Linked DNA regions of Homo sapiens: region 1 is linked to region 2. The links are chromatin loops, found by intact Hi-C in ENCODE. Cell type or tissue: endothelial cell of umbilical vein. All regions are shown on one strand.

Evidence for each region. Hi-C counts contacts between places; a loop is a spot of excess contacts. Peaks named below come from ENCODE experiments on the same cell type or tissue, not always from the same donor. Only the 100,000 strongest peaks of a DNase experiment are listed, where the experiment ranks them.
Region 1: it touches region 2 in a loop (6-fold over the local background); 2 of 110 quality-filtered maps call a loop at or near these places.

Annotation. Positions count from the first base shown.
Region 1 is chr7:110,918,584-110,926,583 of GRCh38, forward strand. All of the region lies in intron 4 of IMMP2L (inner mitochondrial membrane peptidase subunit 2), which reads right to left. Among named protein-coding and RNA genes, the nearest start is that of LRRN3, 170 kb to the right of the region's middle. In endothelial cell of umbilical vein, no CTCF peak of the experiment used is centred here; a DNase peak (open chromatin) is centred at 4,598; H3K27ac peaks cover 1,103 bases.
Region 2 is chr7:111,025,198-111,033,197 of GRCh38, forward strand. The region is part of intron 3 of IMMP2L (inner mitochondrial membrane peptidase subunit 2); the gene reads right to left. Among named protein-coding and RNA genes, the nearest start is that of LRRN3, 62 kb to the right of the region's middle. In endothelial cell of umbilical vein, no CTCF peak of the experiment used is centred here; DNase peaks (open chromatin) are centred at 4,994, 5,094 and 5,214; H3K27ac peaks cover 1,572 bases.

The sequences.
Region 1 (8,000 bases), 110 kb before region 2:
AAGCTGGGATTACAGGCGTGTACCACCACAGTTGGCTAATTTTTGTATTTTTAGTAGAGACAGGGTTTCACCATGTTGGCCAGGCTGGTCTTGAACTCCTGACCTCATGATCTGCCCACCTCGCCCTCTCAAAGTGCTGAGATTAAAGGCGTGAGCCACTGCACCTGGCCCCAGAAATAGGATTTCATTGTTATATTACTCTTCCTTACATCGCTCTTCTTGTCATTAAAAATAATTTCTCTAATAATTTTAAAAAGATTAAGAAAATAAGTCTTTATCAAAATAGTGACTCAGTTTTTCATTTTTATCAATTAGCATTTTATCAAATCTTCACAACTACTCTACATGCCAATAGAAATTGATGGTTCATCTTTGCCAGAGACATACACAAACCCCAAAAGATAATTGAGTAGATTAGAGTGAACACCAATAAAATCTAGGTCAAACTTAATAACCTTCAAACAGCAGCAGCCACAGTGCATACTAAATGTACCAACCATGAACTAGACATTTTGATGAAGTCAAAACCAATTCAGGGCCGCCTGAGGATGATCCATTTCCATATACTGACTTTTGCATGACTTTCCCTTTTCAGTATATTTACTTTCAAATGTAACTTTTATTTCACTACTTTAAGTGTTCAAAATGACAAGCTGAATCCTGGTAATTAATTTCTGATTGACTTTTCCTAATATGACTCACCAAATTAAGCCATAAGAGACAGAAACTGGCAGAGGTAGAAACTTGTGGTTAAGGTATAACAAACTAACTGAAACCTGCAAATAACCAGGATTTCAATATTAGAAATCACAAATGAAACTTAGAAAGAGCAGAATCAGCAAATTATACTGAGTCTATGCCAACCAAGACCTTTCTCATAGAGACTCTACTTGTTTTCAGGATCATTTACATTTAATTCTATGGAGCAATGCGGGTATGCTTTCAAGCACCCTAAAGTTGACAAGTGCTTCTGCAAAATATTTTCTTCCTTGTTTGTTCCTTGTTTGCATACCGGAGAGGAGATTGAACCAGAAATTCTCTTTTAAAAAGGGTTTTGAAATGTGCGCATTTTCTTCAATCAAATTCACTTATTTCTTGAAAAAAAAATATTCTAAGAGTACCATTGTGAGCTAAGGCATTAGGGAAGATAAACATAAACTGTGATGATTGCATTAACCAAGTGTCAACTTGATTGGATTGAAGGATGCAAAATAGTGTTCCTGGGTGTGTCTGTGAGGGTGTTGCCGAAGGAGATTAACAATTGAGTCGGTGGACTGGGAGAGGCAGACCCATCCTCAAACTGGCTGGGTACTACGTAAATTGCTGCCAGCTTGGCTAGAATAAAGCAAGCAGAAGTTGTGAAGACTTGGCTTGCTGAGTCTTCTGGCCTTCATCTTCTGTGCTGGATGCTTCCTGCCTTCAAACATCAGACTCCAAGTTCTTCAGCTCTTGGACTCTTGGACTTACATCAGTGATTTGCCAGGGGCTCTTGGGCCTTTGGCTATAGACTGAAGGCTGCACTGTTGGCTTCCCTACTTTTGAGGTTTTCGGACTCAGACTGGCTTCCTTGCTCCTCAGCTTGCAGACAGCCTATCGTGGCCTGTTGTGTCCATCACACCTTGTGATCACGTGAGTCAATACTCCTTAATAAACTCCCCATTTATATATACATGTATCCTATTAGTTCTGTCCCTCTAGGGAACCCTAATACAGTAGGTTTCTCCTTTCCAGAGGTATGCACCCTAGGTAGGGACACAGAAAGATGTGGTAAGTGACAGTGAAATGTGATGTACCAGGTGCCTATGGAGAACAGGGTTACTGATTTATTCTGGGGAATTAGGGAACATTTCACAGATGTCTTTGAGATAGAAGGCCACTGAAGAGCTAATGCTTTAAAGTTTTTGAAAGTGATTTGGCTTTTTGCTTTTTTCAGAAGGAGCTTCCCTTAGTATGCTCTATATTTTTGACATTATTGTGAGGCTTCTGTTAATTTGAAAGTCCTAATGCTGAGAATTGATCTTATGTGTTTCTACATTTTTGAAATAGTATTTTATATTTATGTGCTTTACCAAGCTTCTATGTATCATTATCTTTGTACATTTTAAGAAAGCAATGATCACTATGGGGTATGTCCCAATAATAATTATGGTTTTATTCATACTACTTCTTTGCCCCAGTAACTGGCAGGAATTTTTTAAAACATTTTGAGATAATTTTAGATTTACAGAGGAGTTACAAAAATAGTTGAGTTCGCATACACCTTTCACCCAGCTTTCCCTAATGTTAACATCTTATATAACCATAGCACAATTGTCAAAACTAAGAAATTAACATTGGCTTAACACTACAGACTTTATTTAGATTTCATCAGTTTTTCCTGTGAAGTCCTTTTTCTTTTCTGAGATCATGACCTTTTTAAAAAAATAATTTACTGAATGACTAGTTATTTAAGAGAGAAAAAAGAATAAGAATTAGAACTGCCAGCTTCTTAAATGAGAGATTCATGTTGAATAATATTTATTTTTGTTTATGTTTTGAAGCATTTAAGTGAGATAAGCTTTGTTCAATGTTGTTTTATATGCTACTCATTGTATAACATTGGCTGAACTCTGACAAATAGTAGCTACACAAAAATACATTTTTTCACGATTCAATTCTCCACACTTCACTGTTTTAAAACTGAAGGTGGTTCCTTACCTTGGGGATGGAAGGGTCAGTTCCATCTGAGGAGGTTTCTCAAGACAGTGGCATCTATAAATTCCCTTCTCTAGTGGGAGAGTGGTAGCTGCAGGCACTTATATGGAGATGTTCATCTGCTAGAAACAAAAGCTCTTCCACCATCTAACATCAAAGCAAGAGGTGATTTGTCATAGGGATCATTGGACATACCTCATTATTCCTCTGCATTATTTCTTATCTAATTAGCCAATAGAGACAAGATGCTTTATTCAAATTACCCTCCCTTTGAGGGATATCACTGTAAAGTGCACATAAGAATTCTAGTAAACCAGGCCAAGGAGAGAAATGCCTGAGATAACACTCCCCTGCTTGTTTCTTCTGTTCTCCTATTCAGACTGGAAGCATTGGCTGGGATCACATTATGTTTTCATCTATTCAGTAATGTGAAAGCTTGGATCTTGGAATAACAAATGTGCTTAACTACCCATGGCATACCACAAAGAACATTATTTTGACATATATATGAAAACTGGAAATATAAATTGCTCTGGCACAAGGAGGACACTTTATCTCTCCTAGAAGTTAACAGTAGACTACTCCAAGATAACTTTTCAGAGCACTGCATTTTAATAATTCTCCAGAGTCCTTGGCATTAGTCAGAAATTATCTTTTCTTGCAGTGGCATGTCTAATGTCAGTGTACTGCAAAGAGCTTGCACCACTGCTGGAACTTGTATGCTTATTATAGATTTGGTTCATTAGCTAGAAAAAAACATTAACAGCCACAGTATTTCCTTCCATTAAGAATAAGCTTCAGCTAGTGTGTTTCACAACTCTCATATGACAGAGTGCCAAGATGCTACAAAAACAAAAATTCCACTTTGCTTTGAAAATAGAAGCATTTAAAGAACTGTAGAAATAGCTGTTACCTATTTAAGAGGTCACTGGAAAGACTAGTGGTCTGGAGAAAATGTATATGGCAATGTTTGTAAACTGTAAAGAATTATGCATACATCAGGCTTAAGTGCAATTCTACTTCTTTATGTCTTCCACAAATCCTTGCATATAAAAATACTAAGATGTTTGTCAATTGTCTATTATGTTCTGTCCAAAGGATCCTGATAGATAATAAATGACAAAATCATTAGTTATATCTCAATAAACCTAATTGAAACATACATGTAAAATACAAAACTCCCCATCTATTCTTGATATACTTTGATATAGTATTTTAGCAGGGTTTTTGTTTGGAACTATCTAAATCCACTTGACATAATCATTTCCTCATGAACGGATTTTAAAAATTAAGTGACTCAAACTCCATGATAAATGCTTAAAGCCTTAAAATATTGTTTTTCTTCTCTTCACTTAATCTACTGGTTGGGTTAGGCTCAAGGAACCACAGAGATTAGAAAGATTCTGATCCAATATCACTGTCCTCTTTTATACACATGAAGCTGAACTTAGAATCATGAAAAATTCTGCAGCCACCGATTGTAAGAATATGAGGCTGATGTTGCTTCAAATGTATATCATGAGCAAACTGTTTCTCGCTAAAGTCTGGATGTAATGTTTTTCTCATCAGATTGATTGTCAAGACCTTCATTTGATGTGTAACAAGATAAAACCTGGGAAGTGGTGGACTCTGATTGATTTTCTGATTTGCCCCGCTGCATGGCACAGTCAACAATTAGATTGGTTGTTTCAAAGCCTTTTATTTCACCATTACGAATTTCTACCTGTAAAGAAACAAGCCTATGGCAGTTGCTGTGGTGATCGTGCCTATGGCTAGGCCCCAGGCATAAGCAAACACATACTGTCCTGACATACCAGTAACTACAAGTTTCAAATTTTAGTCCTTTGACTACAAAACAGAAAAAGAACATGTAAACAGTGAGTCATTTGCCATTCATGAATCAGCTTTCAGTGATGAAGAAACAATGAATACAACTATTATTATTAATGTCCTTCTTAAGAAAAGTAACTCTTATACTATCAAGGGAACTTCTATGGCTTGACCATAAACACAGGAAAAAGAGAAACTCCGGTAAAAAGCATTGTTTTGAGAATAAATTAAAATAAAGCATTTGATAGGGACACTTACCCAGCAAACCAATCTTCTATATAAAGACAATGTATATATGCATTTGGTGTCATTAATAGCATCAAAAACAAACAAACAGAAAGTCTTAAAAGAAAAATAGAGAGTGAACTCATAGAAGCATAAAAGGTGAACTCTTAAATATATTGGATTCTCCCTGAAAGGAGGCTTTATTATATGTCTACACACATTTTACTTTTAAGGGAGGTTCTAACCTTTTATTAGTAGAATATTTCAAAAGAATTCACTAAGCCTTTTATATTTAAGCATTACTTTTTCATAAAATAAAATCTATCAAATATACTTTATACACAAATATTTTGGTCACAGCTCATTATTACTTAATTAAAATAAATTGCCAACACACTTATAATTTGATCTAAATTATGACTCAAAAGATCTCACTTTTAAATTAGAGTATCACTCCTATAAATATGACATTATTCTTTGTTTAGGCATTCCTTCAAGGTAGACTAAAACTGATTTCTCAGAACTTACCTTTTTGAAAGTTATATCCCAATGCCCTACAGGTTATCTCACATTATAGCCTGATTGCTAGTGATTGACAAGAGAAGCCCAGGAATAGCCCCCCACTGATGCACAGGGGAATAAAAAGCCTTCCTCCTTCCTTGGCCCTTAAGGCAGCATTCAGCTCACCTTGTAGCTCAGTCTCAAGTTTACCTGAGTCTAATGTATGACAAAGGAATGATTCCCATGATTATTGAAAAGTCTGACTTCTACCTAAAATGCTCTTTTCCTCACTTTGTGATTTCACATAGAGCACTGATTCATTTGAACAGGCAACCTTTATCAGCATGAAGCCAGGTTTGGGCCTATAAGAACATAGACAGCACTGTTTCTCCCCAGTGTGTCTTTAATTTCCTTTATTACAGCAAAATTGAGAAGAGGCTTCTGGTGAAAACGTTTGTAGTTCTGCAGGCAGATAAAAGGGTGTGGATAGGGATCGGGATTTATTTTTGTTTCTCTTCTAAGAAGTCCTCTGGAGGTTCCATTTCAGCGCTACCTTTGCCAACGGAGTCCTGCAATGACATACCAGACTCATTAAAGGGGCCCCATCCTTCTGGCCAGTCACAAGGTCCTCTTGCTGCAGGTACCAGGTTTATCCTACGTTTCTCTCACTATGGGGAACTGGGCAGGCCGGTTTTAATATTAGATATTCTAATAATGTAAATAAAGGGCAGATAATAACGTCCTCACTAGGAAACAGGATTCTCAAGTTAGAGAAAAAATAAGTAGATAATTGGATGTCTAATTTTTTTCTTCAAATAGCTTCTTTTTAATACTTAAACACCAGTGCTGAGACTCAACAATTTAAATGGCCTCATTTCTTCTTTCAGTGCTTTGGAAGGTACAGGAACAGCATTTCCCACCTTTTATCCCATCTACGTGTTCTAGTTATTGCTCCAAAGTAGAATTGGTATACACAGCTGATTAAACAATTTGAAAAAATGTTCTGGTTCATGCCTCTGCCACTACACTGCCTTAGAGCCTTATATTTCAAGAAAATGGTATATTCAAAAAAGGTTATTTTCTGTTAAGAGAAAGATAACAAAAGGAGCTATTAAAAACTTTCAACTACATCTAACCATTCATAGTTATGCATGATAAGGGAATAAAAAGGAGTATGATGAAGAAAGATGTTCTTTTGAAACTTGTATTGCTGGGGTGAAAAATGGAATCGTGGCATAAGATGTGTGGGGGAAAAGATTATAGCAAAGATATTAGCGCTAAAACAGAGAGACCAAGGAAGATTAGCTTTTATTTTTCTATATGGATATAGAAATATGGATATAGCTTTTATATTTCTATACGGATATACTGTTGAGTGAACAGAAAATAAACAGTTGAACATATATTTGGATATGTGGTCTTAAAAAGTTAACTCTAACTTCACGAGTATGGCCTTACAAACAGACATCAAAGTCCTTCTAGGCATAAAGCATGTCGGAGGAGGCATCTTTAAAAATGAAAACAAACACTTCAAAGAACCTATCCCCCGGATACTCTCATAGCTGTACCAGGACACACACTTGTTTTTATAACTTAAAAATAAATTTTTTTTAATTATACTTTTTAGATCAATGCTGCATTCAATTTGCATGTAGATCTACTGACATTCTGTCTGAGATGAAAAGATACGAGACTACTTGACAGGCATTCAGAATTTCTTTATAATCTCCTGCTTCATTAGGTAGGAAAAAACACATCAATAATCAAGTATAGATACTTAAATGAAAGAACATTAAAAAGTTGGTGAATTTGGCTATTAAGTAGTCCATGTAATTATCTTTTATTCATTCATTTCACAGTCTGTGTCCTATATTGCTTAATTACAAAGAAAAGAGTAGACTGCTCATGTGTACACTAACTGCTAAATGTGTAAGCAAACGAATGAATGATCCTGTTCTCAATCCACGAGAAAAGAAAATATTAATGAAGAGAATACAAAGAAGGCAAAAATAGGAGGATATAATCAACAAAATTATTTACTACCCTCTTAGTAAAACATGGTTATGAACACATAGTATAAGACCTAATTTAGATAACTCCCATACTTGATCTTACTCACTATATTCATACTCCAAGTTTTTTAAAAATATATTACATCAGATTTAAACATCTGCAAAAAATATACTAATGATGAAAAGTCAATTAATGCAAGGATGGGAGCCCTAGAGTAGCCTCTGTATATTTTCTAAGAGGCTATGATACTAAAACATTAAAACAACAATTTTTTTGGTGATTTTCAGTATTCATATTCTACAGTAAAAAGATTTAAATTGTTTAAGTATATAATTGTACTGATATATTACCTCTATTCAGGTGAGAAAATTCCTTTATCCCTATTTATAAAGGTGTTCTTTTTAAATAGGAAGGATTCACATTTAATTTTATCAGATGTTCCTTCTGCATCTGTTGAAGTGACCATATAACAAGTTGTAAAACAACCATTTTGAAGCTGATACTTTTCATCTTCTATTTAACCAAGAGAAATGGTTTCTATATATTTATGTCTGAAGTGTTTTCATCTAAGAAGTAAATACCAAACTAGGTTTAAAAGCCTACAGATCTGCCCTTATATGGCCATGCAATTTACTTTTATTCATTATTCTTGTCAAGAAATATAATCCTCATCTCTTTCATGCCTAAGTCTTTTTAAATTTTTTATTACAATATACAATATTCATGGAACATCAATT
Region 2 (8,000 bases):
ACCAGGCAGGTGATGTAAACAAGTAAAGTGGCTCACCACTTAATCTCTCTGAGATTCAGTTTCATTATCCATAAGATGTGGTTAGCCATGTCATCTACTTCCTAGAGTTGTTGTGAAGATTAAATGAGAAAAAGTTTAATCTTGGTAAATCCTAGAGTTTTACACCAATAAAAGTCATTTTTACCAATAAGAATTATCAGAATTAAACAAGCTATTGTAATATCCAAAACTATGATCCTGAAAGCATAAAGATTACATCCAATATTTCTGTTTAGAGGTCATATATTAGAAATATTTCCATCTAAATAAAACAGGTTGCGCCTAAATGGTTAATTCTTAAACATCTAGAAAAGGCAGAGCAATGAAGCCCCTGAAAATAAAAAATAGGTAAAATTTTAATGTAGTTTTCATTCCACCATGTAACCTGGCTTACACCTCTAATTACAAGACAGTCCTCTCTGGGAGGGTGATATGAGTTTCCTGCTTATTACTGTACTCCCTGCATCCAGCCCAGTGCTTAAGCCTAGTTGGGCATGATATTTATTGAAGAAATATATGAATGGATAGATGGCTAGATACATGGAATGAATGGTATGAATAACGAATCTCATTTTAACTAATTCTGTTTTAACATTGTTTTAAATCTGTTTTAACATTGTTTCCTCAGGAATGGAGTTTGGAATTCAGGTGGCTTTTTCTCAGATTACTTGAAGTTTGAGCAGTCCATGATTTATAATAGGCATATAACAAGTTCCCCGGGTGTTTAACATCATTAAATGTTCTTCTCTATCTGATAGATCCTTTTGCTAATATTAAACACACACACACACACACACACACAAATTAGGAAAAATGTGAAAACAGAAGAATTGTTTTAGTGTCATTGTTATCAAACTCTCAAGTAGGACACATTTTTAAAAATAAAATAGAATTTGGTAAAACTAAGTCTATAACAGTCACAACCATTGTGTAATTTTACCTTCATTCTACTACATTGTATAATTTTACCTTCATTCTACTACATTGTGTAATTTTACTTTCATTCTACTACCTGAAGCAAATAATTTCAATTCCTAATCCAAGTAGTTAGAAGTTAATGATATCTTTTTGCTCCCTATAAAACCTGGCAGCTCTATCTAAGATGGCGTGTCACAGAAAAATTTCGCCATTTAATCCTTAAAACAAAGTATCCCTTTGCTTCCCCTTATTGTAGAGGAGAGTGATGTTGACATAAAGATCAAACTATTTGCCCTCAAATGCCATTATGAGTGTATAACAGAGAGGGGAAAATGTGCAATTTAGATTAGATTATTGGGCTTCTAGCAGCCTCTCCCTGTGCCAATTATGGGCGACTTTCCATTTACATATAAATAGCTCGGAAATTCCAACACCAATGTACTTGAAAACACTGAATCAAGTAGTTCAGAAAAACATAAATTAGATGCATTTCAATTTAAGGTGTTTACAACAAGCACTCATTCAAGTAAATAAAAGAAATGGAATCAATTTTTATTACAGAAAGCAACATCTTTTTAAATTATTGAAATTATCCCCACACTGCTCTTAAACCCGTCAAGATTTCTTTTGGCATGCTGTTAGTTTCTTTTGCAGGGGAAGAAAGGATTAAGTAGTTGTATACAGTTGTAGTGTAATGTGGGGGTAGATAATGCTGGTTTTTTATTTCCTCTTTTTTTCTGTGTAAGTCAGAGATGCCTCTTGAGCTACCTGGGGCCTTACAAAAGACGTAAATAAAACCAGATACACTTTTTCAACATAACTTGCTTTTATCTCTCTGGATAATCCAGTTTAAGTTTTCTGTCCTTGTCACATTCTCTCCCACTGAAAGACATCTTAGAATGAGTGTAACTTCATTAGCAGTCTCTAACTGCTAACTCACCACAGATTAACCACTCTGTTTATTGATCTATTGCTTATAAAGAGCCACTTCAACGCCCACTGCAGTTTCTCAAATGGATTTGATACATGGTATAAACAAACAACTCAGTATGGTAGAGAACAAACAATATTGTATATCACTGGTAAGGGCTGAGTTCTCATTTGCTGAATTCTCTTGAGGGTCTAGACAGATACAAGAGAAACGAAGGCTGATGTTGTGTTGCTTATGTATTGTAATAATATTAGTGATGTTATATATTTTACAAAATACATCACAATTATTTGTTCTTTGAATATCTAAAAATATTTAGTTCACTGAATTTCACAGATAAAATAGCACAATCTAAAATGACTAGAATGACTCAATAATGATGTGGTTGCGGGAAGGAGGCAGAGAGAAAAAGAAACACTAATTTTATGTGAATGAAACTGCAGACCATTTTCTGTCACTGGGACGGCTAAAGTCATTTAGTGGGAACTTCCTGGTTTCTTCTCGGAGGGGATTCTGGAGGTACACAGGGTAGAAATGCTCTTGGTCTACAGACACAGTGAAGAGCTTGCAAAAATGACTACTATGCAAGTTTCATTTTCGACTGATAAATGGTAGAGATTATTGAGTATCTACTATGTACAGGGAAGTCTAATACTGTTTCTCTATGTGTTACACAATATTCAGGCACATATCTTGATATATCTAAATGAAGAACAAAGAAATCTCAACTTTACATTTCATGGGGCAGAAGACTCAGAATAGGACGAAATCTAAATTCACAGACTAAAGCGGTATTATTGTTTATAATCACAAAAGCTTGACAACTTAGAAAGACAGACTAGGAGAAATGATTCCTGAAAAATGAAAGGCAAAAGCAAATGAAACATTTAATAAGGAAATTTAAATTCATGGGTTAAAAATAAGTCATATATTTTACCTTAAAACTCATTTTAAGATAAATTTTCTTGAAGTGTATAGTTTCAAGGTTCATATGGTTAAAAGTTTAAGAAGTTCAAAAACAAATGGAAGAAATAAATTTAAACGAAAGAATAATAGTATAACAATTGTTAATCAACCTTCCTACACAAATTAAACAATTTAAATGAGATTTTTTCAACGTTAGCCAAAGCTTGGTAAAGTAGACTTACATTGACAAGTCTAATAACCATTAACTTGGTAAGTCTGTCATATTTTATGAGATTAAGCACACTCATACTGAGCACAGGGTCAGTGATAAACAGCAAATACTGTATATTGTTTGGCATGAAACTTTTCCCTTGGACTCTCCCACATTCTCTCTCTTCCACTCTTCAGTCTACATATTATACAAATTAGATCTTGCAATCAGCATAGGGAAATCTCATTACTGCTGAATATACTTAATAATCATCTTCTTTCTAAACAAAGATAACAGCAAACAGCTCTGAGGAAATGTTTATGCAAAGAAAAAGCTATGTAGTTTATTTCTAATGAAGATGGTATGACTGTCTGCATAACAGGTTATTAAATACACCATCAAAAGGAGATTCTCTAAAAAAATAAACTATGTTGAATTTCAAGATGGGCCTCATTATTTAAGAAGTCATTTCCCTAACAGTTTCTAGATGATGCTAACATACCAAACTTTTAGTTAGTATTCCATGGTTTTCCTTGCATTCTTTCTTTTCTCTTAATATCACACTATGTTGCTAAAGAAAAGGTTATGTATTTTAAAAGAATAAATGACATACATCTGCATATAAAATGATTGGATTTGACATAAGGAAGAAATCTTATGAGCAAGACTGTGAAAACTAAGCTGCAAAATAAGATTTTCTTCAAATGTCACTGGACTCTGAACCTCCCTTTTAAGAAAATCAGAAATACATCTAATGGATTAGAATATATAGTGCATCAATTAAAATTATACTTACATAAAATATCTATTAGCCTTCTAAAAGAATACTGCTTTAAAAATATTGCAGAAACTATCCAGACATGACTAATGGGAACAAATATGATTCTTCTAAGTAGTTATAAATCAGCTGTCATGATAAAATAGTCACTTATTGCTTGAGTTCTCAATAGATTTAAAAGTCATGGACATTGATCCAATTTCCATAAACCACTGCATAACCTAGGTACAACACAGAGTTTAACAGCTTTCATGGGACATAGTTCAAGGATGGTCAAACAGAGAATTACATCAGGGAAGGATCTGGTTTCAGCTCACTGGGAGCAACAGAGATGAGAGCCGGCAATATCTTCACACTTTTCAAAGTGCTCTTGTGGGTGGTTGGGCCCTCTAGGGAAGTACTCTCTCCATATTGGAGGTGAAAAAATGGAAACATAAAAAGGTCAAGTGACATATTTAGATCAAACTATTAGTAAGCCACTGAAGAGATACAGGTAGCTATTTCTTTGCATCAGGTGGCTCTGACCAGAGAGGAATCAACTTTCAAAGATTTGTTTTAACCTAAGATCCAAAGGTTTTCACTGAAGTCATCCAGACTACCTAAATTACCCTATCAATGTCTACAGTCCATTAGTGATGGTCAAATGTCTTCTGGCTTTTTTGTCATGAATCTAAAAATAGTAAGCCTACCAAGTTAGAAGAAAATGAAATGACTGTTATAGTTAGAAAACAAGGTATTTGGGTATTTCAATGTATTGCTCATCATTTTCCATACCAGCTATAATTTCAGCCACTTCAATCCAGCAACACATTTCTGAAACTACTGAAGGAGTCAACCTCATCTTACTGATTTTTAAGAAAATTATTGCTAGTCAAACGGAAGAACAGCTTTAAAAACACTGACAGCATAAGTGGCTTCTGGCAGGATTCCAGATCATGCTTCTTGGGCAATGTGAAAAGGGAACAAAAAGGCAGTCACTTAAATGAGACAGTGAGAGAATCACAAATCATAGAATCCCAAAACCCAGTGGTCACAACTGTTCCTTCTCCCAAGTTCCTGATTCTTTCCAGAAAGCCAGACTGTAGCTCATTCCAGCTCATTACCACAAAAGGAATATTGGATTCTGCCCCAGGAGAGACTCAATCTCAAGAGCCAAATCACAATGACAAAGATGTGCAGAGTTCAGGATTGAACCTATTGCATCTAATCACTAGCAGAAAATCAGACCACTGAGGCAATTGTTTTAAATATTAGTCACTTCCTACACTTCCTCCATCATCTAAAATTTTTTTAAAATGTGAAAAAAAAGCCTATAATATGTGCTAAAAACTGATGCTACTTAAAAAAAAACTGTTTTCCTTTCATTGAACAAACTCTTCTTTCCTTATTTCCCCATTTAATGTGAAAACATATGATCTCATAATGAATGCCAACAGATGATATACTTAGTTTTATTATTATGAAGTATTTTTTATTCCTTTCTCTTCCTTCACATGGGATCTGTACAGTTAAAATATCTACACAACAAACATGAGGAAGTCAGAGAAGATGCCAATTTGACTGTGATTAAAGATTTAGCTATGTAGTCCCTAAAGAAATTGCACTGAGTTGCTATCCCCAAGACTCCAGAGGTTCCTTTGTAGTAGAGGTGAGCTATGAAGTTCTCAACTATGAAAGGTTAATACAAATGTATTCACTTTATTTATATTAGTAAAACAGGATTAACTACATAGTTACCCACTGTATTTACTATACTTTAGAGCAAAAATGCATACAGTAGGAACAATAAATAAAAGCAAAAGTATATATATGTGTATGTGTGTACATACATATGTGTGTATATGTGTCTGTGTATATATGTATGTGTGTATATACATATGTGTGTGTATGTGTGTGTGTGTGTGTATATATATATATATATATATATATATATATATATATATATAAAATATATATACACGAGAATTAGACAAGTAAATGGATGCCATAGGATGGGAACCAGATTTCTCACTGTTAGAGTGAGAGGTTAGAGGTAAGCAAGGGAGAGTGATTAGAATCATCCATATGGTGATGAATTATGGTAGGAGACACAGTATGAACACATGTTTAGCTTAATATAGATACAGATAATTACATATAGTAATGTTTATAGTTATATGTATACACACAGGTTAGTAATCTATGCTTGTATTTCTTCGTTCTGTCAGCTGAGAGGGCCTAGAAGCAATCACATATCAGTAGCAATGAGCATACCTAGTGCCCAGACCTTGGTTTCTAACATCACTCCCCAATAAAAGGCATCCATGCTCCTTGAGAAAAGGGATGCTTCTAGGACAAGAACAGGAAATATAAAAAGTGAGCCTGGAACATTTTGTAGTGCTAGAAAATAAGGGGTGTAGGGGTGTGTGTGTGTGTGTGTGTGTGTGTGAGAGAAAGAGAAATCCTATATTGATGTGGATATGTCAAAGGGACACCAAAGCCAACTAAAACAGCTCCCAATGGCCAAAGCTGAAATAATTTAATGACCAAAATTTTAAAAACATATCGGATTATAACAAAAAGTGTAAAATAAATATCCACAAGCCTACACAGATATAAATAAATGACTGAATACATAAATGAATGAAGATAAAGAGGCAAGTATATCCAACGGAGGAAATCCAAATGATTTATGCCTATACTCTGCCCTCAAAGAGGAAGAGAATACCTCTCCACTCCTTGAGTGTGGGCTGCTCATAGTGACTATCTTCTGAAAATTATAGTATAGAAAGAAGAGAAAAATAATAACTTTACAGTGCAGAAACCTGGCAAACATTATTTCAGCCAGGTGATCAAGGTGATAAATCATGTTGACAATATGTACCCTTGATACATAATGAAAAGGCACTTTACCTCTGTGGTCTTACTCCAGAAAAAACCTATAATGCCGCTATGACCATGAAAAACACCAGAGATTTTTTTTTTTTTTTTTTTTTTGAGACAGGGTCTCACTCTGTCACCGAGGCTGGAGTGCAGTGGTGCGACTTCAGCTCACTGCAACCTCCGCCTCCTGGGCTGAAGCAGTCATCCCACCTCAGCCACCCAAGTAGCTGGAACGACAAGTGGGCATGACCATGCCTGGCTAATTTTTTTGTATTTTTAGTAGAGACAAGGTTTCGCTATGTTGCCTAGGCAGATCTCAAACTTCTGGGCTTAAGGTATCCGCCTATCTTGGCCTCCCACAGTGCTGGGATTACAGGCATGAGCCACCGCATCTGACCTGGACCATTAGTACTGGCAAAAGAATGGAAAAGCAGATCAATAGAATAGAATGGAGAGCCTAGAATTATGTGTAGACCTACATAAATATGATAAACTGATCCTTGACAAATGACTTCATTAAAACTAAAAACTTCTGCTCTATGAAAAGCACTGTTAAGAAAATGAAAAACCAAGCCACAGCCTGGGAGAAAATATTTTCAAAGCACACATCTGATAAATGACTTATATCCAAAATATAAAAAGAGCTGTTAAAATTTAACAATAAGGAAACAATCCAGTTAAAAAATGGGCAAAACAGGGCAGAGTCCAGTGGCTTACACCTGTAATCCCAGCACTTTGGGTGGTCAAGGTGGGCAGATCACTTGAAGTCAGGACTTTGACATCAACCTCACCAGTATGGTGAAACCCCCTCCCTACTAAAAATACAAAAATTAGCCAGGCATAGTGGTGGATGCCTGTAATCCTAGCTACTCAGGAGGCTGAGGCAGGAGAATTGCTTGAATCCAGGAGGTGGAGGCTGCAGTGAGCCAAGATTGCTCCACTGCATTCAAGCCTGGGTGACACAGCAAGACTCCATTTCAAAAAATAAATAAATAGGCCGGGTGTGGTGGCTCATGCCTGTAATTCCAGCACTTTGGGAAGCAGAGGTGGGCAGATCACCCGAGGTCCGGAGTTCGAGACTAGCCTAGCCAACATGGTGAAACGCCATCTCTACCACAAATACAAAAATTAGCTGGGCATGGTGGCATGTGCCTATAATCCCTGCTACTCAGGAGGCTGAGTCATGAGAATCACTTGAACCTGGGAGGCAGAGGCTGCAGTGAGCTGAGATCGTGCCACTGCACTCCAGCCTGGGTGACAGAGCGAAACTCCATCTCAAATAATAAATAAATTAAAATAAGTAAATAGATAAATAAAAATAAGAATGGGCAAAAGATATGGATGCCCTATCTAAA